Regions from separate parts of the Mus musculus genome. Here region 1 is linked to region 2. Evidence: chromatin loops called from intact Hi-C (ENCODE). Cell type or tissue: heart. All regions are shown on one strand. Region 1 overlaps Uvrag (UV radiation resistance associated gene). Region 2 overlaps Uvrag (UV radiation resistance associated gene).

Region 1 (5,000 bases), 58 kb before region 2:
CAAAGGGCTGGGCCCTCTTCCATCAGTCATTAAGAAAATGCCCTATAGCTGTATCTTAGGGAGGCATTTTCTCAATTGAAGTTCCTTCCTTTCAGATAAGTCTAGCTTGTATCAAGTTGACAAAACTAGCCAGCACACTCAGACATGCAGGCACACATCTGCAATCGGAACACATGTAATCCCAGGTAGAATCATGAGTCTTGAACCAGCCTGGGCTACTTATGTACATCAACATTTTGCATCTTGAATATATTTTCCTAAATGTTAATTTAGAAGCTTTATAGTTTTCATTTTTATGTTCAGGTTTCTAAACAATGACATTTTTAGCATGGAATGAGAGAGGAAATTTTTTTTCTATAGATTAGGTTATTTCAGGGCCATTTACTAACAAGGGTTTTCTTTTTCTTGTTAAAGCAGATGAGTTATATGGAAGTTCTGTTTGTGAAATCTGAATTGTACTTAACTGATGTGGTTATACGGGATCATGTGACTATGACAGTTTTGTGTAGGTGCTATGGTCTGGTAGTGTAAGACCTCCAGTGCAATTCTTCAGCCTTTCCATGGCTCTTCTGGCCCTTGCATTTCTGCCGTACCATCTCCTTTAGTAAGGGCTGCAGTAGTTTCGATTGCTTGGCTGCTGTAGATCAGTTAGGCAGAGAATCACTGACAGTCTGACTCCTCACTCCATGTGTCTCCACCTGTTCCCCTGCTTGACTGTCTCAGCAACATCTTACGATTTCTGAGTTAAAGTCTTTGACATCCTTCATTAGACTTATTCTTAGTTATTTGTTTATATATTTTATATATCAAATATATTATATACATATATATGCATATACTATATTTGTATATATACACACATATAAGCAGTAACTCATCTATCACATTTATTCTGGAATCTTAGATTTGGCTGAATTTATTTCTAGTAGACTTGAATTACAGATCTCTTTTGATTTTTCTATATTCACAACCATAGCGTTTGCAGATACATACTCTTAGTTCTTCCCTTTTGGAAAAATGACTGTTAACTGGACAAAGTTGTTTCATTGTGTCTGTCCATACATGGATACACATACTTTGACCAGACCAATCCCTTGATACTTTTGTCTCTTGTTTTCCTTCCCTTCCCACACCTCCAGTGCTTTTTTTTTAATGCCCTTTCTCAGTTGCCTTGATTGCTTTAACATCAAGTACTGTGTTGAATAAAGTACTGACTGTGGACGTCTCGCCCTCTTCCCAGCCTTCAACGTAATGTAGCTATAGATCATTGTTAGTATACTTACTGGTCAGAAGATTTTTGTGACAGCCTGTGGTGTTTTGGTTTCAGTGTTACTCTTGTGTTGTTAGGCAAAATAAAACACTTTGTCTGAAAGATTAATACAGCTAGTATTTTACCCGCAAAGCCTCGAGGAGACAGATAAGGTGTTTTGCTTTGATGTTTTTAGTGCAAGGAGTTGAAACAGGGTCTCACAGGTCCTAGTCAGGAACTACCACTAAGCACACTCCTAGCCAGAGAAGGCTGTAACTATAAGTTAACAGGCAGTAATCGTTCGTCTTTTGATATGGGAGCTAGTGGTCTGAGGGCAGTTTGACTATTTGATCTAAATTAAACCTATTGACAGGAAGTTGTTTGTGATTGTCCCTTAATTCCTGCAGATGCCTGCAGCTTCTCCAGCGTTGCTGTGTCACAGAGCTGTCATGGAGTAGAGCTTTTGTAGCTCACAGTTCTGCAGTCCATGTAGGCAGCCCAGGTTCTGATGCGCATGGTGGACTGCAGTGGGCACAGGGTCTGAAGGAGGGAGGATCAGAGCTTAAATCAGGAACAGAGGCAGCACAGGTGGGCCAAGCTGGTCCTTCTATGTAACAGGCCTGGCCTGAGAATGGGAAGGGTCCCATGAGAGCGCTTGGGACTTTTTAAAGCTACGGTTATCTCCCAGTGCCACCACTGAGAACCATGCTTTCCCTCAAGTCATCCCTTAGGGGGCGGGCTTAAACCACTTTCCTGCCTGAGCAGCAGGTAATTTGTTTTCAGGCATCAGACTTTATCTCTCTTCTAACCGACCTTTCACCCTCACCATCTTTTGCTATCTCTGTTTCATCCAGGACAATGCCTGGTTTTGCTCAGATGCTTGCTGACCACACATCAGCCTTCTTGTTCACCACACCCCTCCACCTTCACTGCACAAACTCAAGAGTCTGCTGTGGCATTTCTCTGCATGCATGTCCTGTGCATCGATCATGCCTGCCCTTCTGTCTAGCCTCTGCTGCCCAGTCTAACCTCCTTGTCCCCTCTCCCAGCCCTCACCAGTCCCTGATAGGCCCTGTGTAGCATTTTCAAAAGTATAAGTGTAATAAAATCTTTTCCAGTGTAAAGTTGAATGGCTTCCTCAGGAGAGAGGCCTGCGCTCTTCCCATCACGTGCAGCCTTTCCCTGTCTGTGCCCATTTGTCCCTCTTAGTCTCTGCTGCCATGCATTTTCTTCTCCACTTTGTCCCTCCTCACAAGCTACAGGAGTTGTGTTCTGATCTGCCCTTGCTCCTCTGAGACATAGGCGTAGCAGTTCACATGCCTCATGATCAACCCTAAGCAGACAAAACCGTCTTCTCAAGCGCCACTGCCTGAGATTATAGTCACTGTCTGATTGTAGTTCTCAATATTTGCAAGTATTTATTTAATATACAACTTTTCATTTGTTATATCTTTATATTCACAACAATATCTAGCTTCCAAGAATTTTTGTTAAATCCACTTTCTACTTATCTCTCTCTCAGATAACGTTACAAGGCAAGGCACATCTGTCTTGTGTCACCAGGGTGTCTGACTATGAGGTAGCTGCTTGAACTCTGAGTGTGCAGCGTGCTGTGTTTACCTCAGCTGAGGCCACTGGCACTGGCCAGTCACCCGGGTGACTAGATGGTGTGTTTCTCTTTCTGGATGCTTTTCATAGATCTCAAGGAGTGTCCCTCCTCCTCTGGCAGCCATCCTGTGTGAAGGCAAAGCAGTTGTTTCTCCGCCTGTCAGGCCTTTCCCTCCTGGCCCCCAGGAGGATCAAGATGTACCATGCTATTTTGAAAAGCCTAAATACTTGAAACTTTTATTCTCCAGTTGGATTTGAAAGGGGGACATTATGAGCCCTATCCTATGTGGCAGGGGCTCTGAGCGTCTATTTGGATAACACTGAAGATTGGAGGAAATGTGACTCTGTCTGTGTGTTTTAAGCCCCTAAGGTAAGATCAGAAAGCGTCTGGGGCAGAGAGAGCCAAATAGTTGAAGTCATACATTAATTATGGTCATGAATCATTTTTATTTTTAAAGTCTTTACCATTTGACAAGGTTGTTTGCATAGTACCAGCGGAGCTCTGAGCTGCTCCCTCCCCGTAAAATAATGCTATTTGTTGACTTGTCCCTGGGTTGATAATTCCTAATGTTTTTAGTAAAAATTGCTTACTTCCCTGGCCTGAGGAGAGTGATCTTTATGCATTTTTTCTTGATAAAATATTTTGATCTTATAAGTGTAGGAAACAATGTCTTTCAGTTAATCTCGAAGACTAAGTCAGTCAAGATATCCAATCTTAGGACTGTGCTTACATATACGTGAATGCTGGACAGTCAGGAAATGGGTCAAGAGCTCCTTTGTACTACACTCTGCGGAGCATCTAGAGTGTGCATGAGAATATGAGTATTCTTGCCCCTCAGGAAGACCTGCTAAGGAAAAGGACAAGAGAAGAACCATTTGCTGTAATGTGGTCCTTAGTAGTGTCTGTTGTCATGTGTGTGATCTGGTGTAGATTTCCAGAGGAGGAGCCAATGCCTTCAGCTGCCTGGTGCAGCCACAGAAGGCCAGAGGAGCAGAGGTTACATCTGAGCTGCCTTAGTGGGTTAGGGTTCTGCTTACCTGCGAGAGACAGGGAAATGTGTGCGCAGATGCATGGATTATAAAGAGACACAGAAAAGAAGTGGCAGTGCGTCATCCAGGGAGGGAGACCGGGCTGGGCACGGAGTAGGGACCGTATGATGAAGACCTTCCCTTGTATCCAGGTTTCTGTAGAGGTGTGTTTGTAGGACTCTGTTATCAGTGTCTTAAACAACAGGATGCTGAGTCTGGAGGGAACTGCTCATCTTCAGTAATTATCAGGTACTTCCTAAAGCCTGGAAGGGTCCTACTGAAGTGCTTCCAGAGATACTGGTGCTATAAAAGTCACTATACAATGGCACCCCAGCCCTCATGATGATATTCAGTTTAAGACTGAGAGCTTTTTTTTTTTTTAAATGAAATATTTCCACACAGTACATCATAGTGCCATTTTGGTGTGGTCTTCGTTCCAGTCAGGATTTAAGGTTCCCATCACCTCAGCTTGTCCCTCAGTTCCCCATTGTCTGTCCCTTGCTCAGAAGCAGCTGCTACTCTGTGTCACCAATGATCGCTCATACCTGTGTTGGGTTTTAGACCAGGAGCAGTGCACAGCCCTGTTCTCCTCTGGTTCTCTCTTTCCTTTCCTTGACTTGTTTGGGGATGTGTTCATGTCCTTGTGTATTATCAGTTACTCTCCTTTTTATTGCTAAGTAGACTACAAGTCTTAATTTGGTTTTTAGTTTCATATTTGGTGGACAATTGGATTGTTTCTGTGACCTTTTGGTGGGGAGGGGGGCAGTGTCTTATGTAGCCTTGACTGGCTTTGAACTTACTGTGTAGCCCAGCCTGGCCTTGAACTTCTGATCTTCCTCCCTCTGCTTCCTGAGTTCTGGGATTGCAGATGTGCACAGCTCCACTTGGCTTCTGTGTACATTCTGAAACAGAGCTTACATGTTAGTCTTTTGTGTGTAAGCACCTATGGCTGGACTTGGTGAGTAGAAGGTTAGATGTATGCTAAAGTTCATTTAAATAGTCATTTCAGAATGTGAGGAGCATTTAACTTACCAGCAGTGCATGTAAATTCTACTTGCTCCCCACTCTTGCCATCACTGTAACTTTAGTTATTCTAATGTGTAGGAAATAGTAT
Region 2 (5,000 bases):
GGTTGGCAGTCTTGGGTTCTATAAGAGAGCAGGCTGAGCAAGCCAGAGGAAGCAAGCCAGTAAGGAACATCCCTCCATGGCCTCTGCATCAGCTCCTGCTTCCTGACCTGCTTGAGTTCCAGTCCTGACTTCCTTGGTGATGAACAGCAGTATGGAAATGTAAGCCGTATATAAACCCTTTCCTCCCCAACTGCTTCTTCGTCATGACGTTTGTGTAGGAATAGAAACCCTGACTAAGACAAATACAAATATATCTACACAAGTTCTATCATTGAACACTCCTGCTGCTACAAAGCATATACATTGTATAAACAAACACTAAGTGCCTGTATGATAGTGGTATTTAAGCTGATTGCCTTTTGGTCATCTCTGCTCTTCCACAGAGACTTGCTCACAGTGTTGTGGCTGATGTTTGTACTAACCTCTTCAGGATTTCTATTTCTTTGCAACATTGTCTTCTCTACTTTTTAAAAGCTTCCATGAGGCTAGACTCCATGTTTCTTAGGCCTATCTTCTCCTCCCTTTGACTGTGAGCACAGCCTTCATGTGGGTGGCTAGTTTTGCTCATAACTCATGCATTTTCATATGCCTTTTAGCTTCTGGATTGGTTTTAAATTTATAGTAGCGGGTCTCCATATTTTCTTTTGAGCTGAGACTGGTGTTAATAATGCCTAGAATGTTGAGTGCTACTCATATTAATAAGAACCTTTTAAAAAGACTTAGAAAAAGAATTAAGTCTTCCCATGATGCTTGTTAGTAACTCCCATTACTATAAATGATGGCTCCCACGTTCATGATGTGGAGAGTCTAGTGATGAAATATTAGAAGTGTTAACTGTACTTAGTTATAGGACCTCACTGTTGTAAGATGATTAAACACACCAATAAGCGACTGAAGCATTTTATTATTTTAATTTGTAGAAACGTAAGTTTGGTAAGCTAATGAGAAGTGGCAGAACTCTTGGAGTTTGATTGACACCTATATTTAAACTTTTTTAAATGTGTGGATGACACATCAATTCATTCAGGCAACTTCTCTTGCAAAATATTCCACAGGTGGTATATTTATTTTTGAGTGGATACTGCAGGATTTTGTCTAGCCTAACACATTTGGTACTAAAAGAAACCCTTTTAGAAGCCATCTCCTAGTACTGAGCCTGATGAATGATATCCATGTGAAAGATGCAAGAAGTGTTTTCTTATTTTGTGGCTTCTGCATAAACTGTAAAGAGAGAGAAATCCATCCATAAGTTGGTTAAGAAGAACTTGGTAAATAGCCTGTTATTTTTTCTCAGAGATTTGAGGGGGCGTTGGTCCTTTCTGAGAGGACAGAGGCTGCATCTCACCAAGTGCAGGAATCGGGTGCGGCCACATGGGCCAAGATGGCACCCTGGCCCATTGCCAGGCCCCGTGAAACCCACATGTTTACTGCCTTGCCCGAACATGCGCAGTGAAACTGCATGCATAAGCTGCCTTCCAAGTTAGATTGTGCCTTGTGATCCGGATCTGTCAGCCTATCTGTGACCGACCTGAGCTCATGGCCTGGAGCATGTGTGATTCTGATTGGATGAGGTGGTGTGGAGCTAGATGAGGTCAGTTGCCGCTACTGTATAAATACAGCCCTTGCCCTAAGTGAAAGGAGCCCCAAGTAAAGGAAGAAGCTGCGGAAGAAGGACTGCGTGAACCCGTCTTGGTGTCCATGTCGTTCTTGACTCTGCGGGTCGGAGACAGCGGCAACCAAGAGAAACTTTCCATCCCAAATTGTACCTCTTTGTAGACAGCAATGGGAGCGAAAATTATGATCATAAAGAAGAGTCTAAATCATAAGCTGCCCGGGATGTCACTCAGTGGTAGAGCACTTGCAAAGTCAGTGTAAGGTTCCTGTGGGTCCCCACAGTGGGTGCGAGAGCACCAGCCTCTCAGGCACTGACTCCAAAGGGGGCAGTCCTTTCGGAGAACCGAGGGGAAACCTACAGGCCACACTGAGATGAGGCGGGCCCAGCCACCTCTGTAAGATTAGAGCTGGGTCTGTGCCTTCCTATCAGAGCAGTGCTAACGACCCCGACCCTCTGCCTTTCTGCTTGTAGTGGGGAAGAAAGCTGCATCCCCGACTCTGAGTGCTGTGCTGTGGTGGTTTGAATAGGTATGGCCCCATAAACTCATGTGTTTAAATGCTTGTTCATAGGGAGTGGCACTGTTAGGAGGTGTGGCCTGGCTGGAGGAAGTGTGTCACTGTGGGAGCAGGGTTAGAAAGTCTCCTATTACTCAAACTACTGGCAGTGTGGCACATAGTCTCCTTCTGCTGCCTGCAGCTCAACTATCAGCTCCTTCAGGACGATGTCTGCCAGCACGCTGCCATGCTTCCCACCATGATAATAATGGACTGAACCTCTGGAACAGAGCCAGCTGCAATGAAATTTTTTTCTTTCTAACAGTTGCTCTGGCCATGGTATCTTCACAGCAGTGAAATCCTAACACGCACTGTATATCAATCACTGCAAAATACCAGGATGGTTCTCAACTGGGAGGTTCCTCACCCAGGGAGCAGCATGCTTCTAACCGAGGGCAAGGGTGCACACTGGCGCCATCTAGAGGACAGAGACCAGGCTTGCTGCCGCTATTCTAAGGACCAGGGCAGGCTCTCTGCTGTCCACAAACCACCAATTATCTGCTCCTGAGTGTCAGTGGTGTCGTGAGAAACGTTGTCGGGGAGTCAGGAGAGAGAGAGAGAGAGAGAGAGAGAGAGAGAGAGGGAGAGGGAGAGGGAGAGGGAGAGGGAGAGGGAGAGGGAGAGAGAGAGAGAGAGAGAGAGAGAGCATGCAATGGGTCAGATCAAAGAGAAAACCAAGACCAAGGTCTGTGGGACAAGAGCTGCAAAGCCGGAGAATCCATGCACTAAAGAAACAAAGATAATCGAAAGGATATGGAGGATTCTCAGAAGGAGGAGATAGCATCCATAAAACTCAGATCAAAGGTTATGAGCAAATGGAGAGCTGTGGGTGGATGACTCAAAAAGGCGGCCCTAGAAAGGAGCAATTACTGTAAAACTCAAGCAAGCTAATGGGCGGGCCAAATAGCCGCACCCACTCGTGTGCTGTGAGCCACTATGATTTGTTAATGCCGTTTCTAATATCGTCCTCTAAAACTGCTTAAATTTGAAGTCGTCCACTGCGGGGTGCTGAGCATCTATTTTCCTAATACATTATCGATGTGACCTGCCAGCAACCAAGAGCAGCTGTGGCCTGTGAGGCTGGGGTGTGTGATTAGCAAAGCCAGAGCTGCAGCAAGGGAGGTTTAGTGAACTGCAGGTCACAGCACAAGTGCTGAAGCGGAGGTAGAGGTATCGGAGAGAAAGACCGTAGCCGACGGCAGGCAAGATAAATGGCTGGGTGTGGCGGCACATGCCTGTAATCCCACCACTCTGGAGGCAGAGGCAGGAGGATTACCACAAGTTGTAGGTCAGGTTGGTCTTCATAGAAAACTCCAGGCTAGCTAGGAACAGAACAATAATGATATATGCATTAGTACAGCCCTAGGAAGTCTGGCCAGCAGTTACATCAAAGTGTATCAGGAATATGGTGCTCAAAACTAGCAGGGCATCTACATGTAATCTGAAATGTATAGGAGAGAACTCTGCTTTCTGTGTATGAGTTAATGAATGAAAATGTCAGCACTGAGCCGGGCGTGGTGGCGCACGCCTTTAATCCTAGCACTTGGGAGGCAGAGGCAGGTGGATTTCTGAGTTCGAGGCCAGCCTGGTCTACAGAGTGAGTTCCAGGACAGCCAGAGCTATACAGAGAAACCCTGTCTCAAAAAAACAAAAAAAGAAAAGAAAATGTCAGCACTGAAGTAGGAAAGGGGGGAGAGGGAGGACAAACAGTAAAGGCCATGAAGGCTCAGTCAGAAGGTACTAAGTTAATCAGATTTTAGTAGCGACAGAATCAATATGAATGTGTAGTATAAAGGGTTTGTTATAGAAACAGCCTTGTGCAGTAGTGGGAAGAGCCGGAGGAGTAGAACGTCAAAAGGGGGAGTCCGAAGACCAGAGAAACGCCCCTAACCAGCCATGATGAAAATCTGGTGCAGGTGGTCAGTTCAGGACAGGATTTGGAAAGTGAGGTACATCTGTCCAGCTGCTGAGTGGATCCCCAAATTATAGGTGGAGACCACAGAAATCTGCTGCCGTCACATCTGCTAATGGGGCAGGAGCTGCTATTTGGCCAGCCGGAGAGAGCAGTATGCAGAATGGGAGTAGAGAGAGAAGATAGAATCTCCAGGCAGCCTGTCTCTCCTACCGGGTCTAATCACCATGCCCTTCAGAATGCAATGGCTCTACTTTCCCTCCAGCCCCTGGACCTTCTGCAGCTAACTTTTGGTCAACTAGCCTGGGTCCATCTGAACATTGGTATTCTGGAATGTTTACAGCTAGCCAAGTTGACCCAGTACATGTGAATAGGCTAGTATTCTATCCTAGGGCTGACAGTTAACAGCAGTAATAACCACTCAGGAAGTTATAATTTCCCTGTGCTTCAGGGGTTCTGATCTAAATTTTTACATACGTGTATATGTGTTCATCAATTATGATGCTCATCATGAACTTGTTCTGTAAGTTAATAGTAACTACAGTTTGGCAGGATCTAATAAAACAGGAGACACAGTGTATTTCTAAGTATATCCTCTAGAGAGAAATGCATGTAATGATATTTAATGTGTCATTATTTATTTTGGTGAAAAATAGAACAAATAAAACAAGCCGAGCAGTGAACTACTAAGCGGGAGTTCCGAGGGAGGTACTCAATGGTCTCAGTAACAGCTGCTCTCAGAGCATACAGATGGAGACGTAAACCGCAGAGGGAGAGCAGCACCGCAGAGGGAGAGCAGCACTCGGCTGCTTAGTCCCACAGAAGCCCTTGTCTTAAGCTGTCTCTTGTGAGACTATGCCGGGGCCTAACAAACACAGAAGTGGATGCTCACAGTCAGCTATTGGATGGATCACAGGGC

Evidence for each region. Peaks named below come from ENCODE experiments on the same cell type or tissue, not always from the same donor. Only the 100,000 strongest peaks of a DNase experiment are listed, where the experiment ranks them.
Region 1: it touches region 2 in a loop (1.8-fold over the local background); 2 of 42 quality-filtered maps call a loop at or near these places.

Annotation. Positions count from the first base shown.
Region 1 is chr7:99,018,462-99,023,461 of GRCm38, reverse strand. The region is part of intron 6 of Uvrag (UV radiation resistance associated gene); the gene reads left to right. Among named protein-coding and RNA genes, the nearest start is that of Uvrag, 120 kb to the left of the region's middle. In heart, a CTCF peak has its summit at 1,971; a DNase peak (open chromatin) is centred at 2,921; H3K27ac peaks cover 2,229 bases.
Region 2 is chr7:98,960,300-98,965,299 of GRCm38, reverse strand. The region is part of intron 12 of Uvrag (UV radiation resistance associated gene); the gene reads left to right. Among named protein-coding and RNA genes, the nearest start is that of Gm33827, 86 kb to the right of the region's middle. In heart, a CTCF peak has its summit at 2,590 (motif pointing left); a DNase peak (open chromatin) is centred at 2,579; H3K27ac peaks cover 999 bases.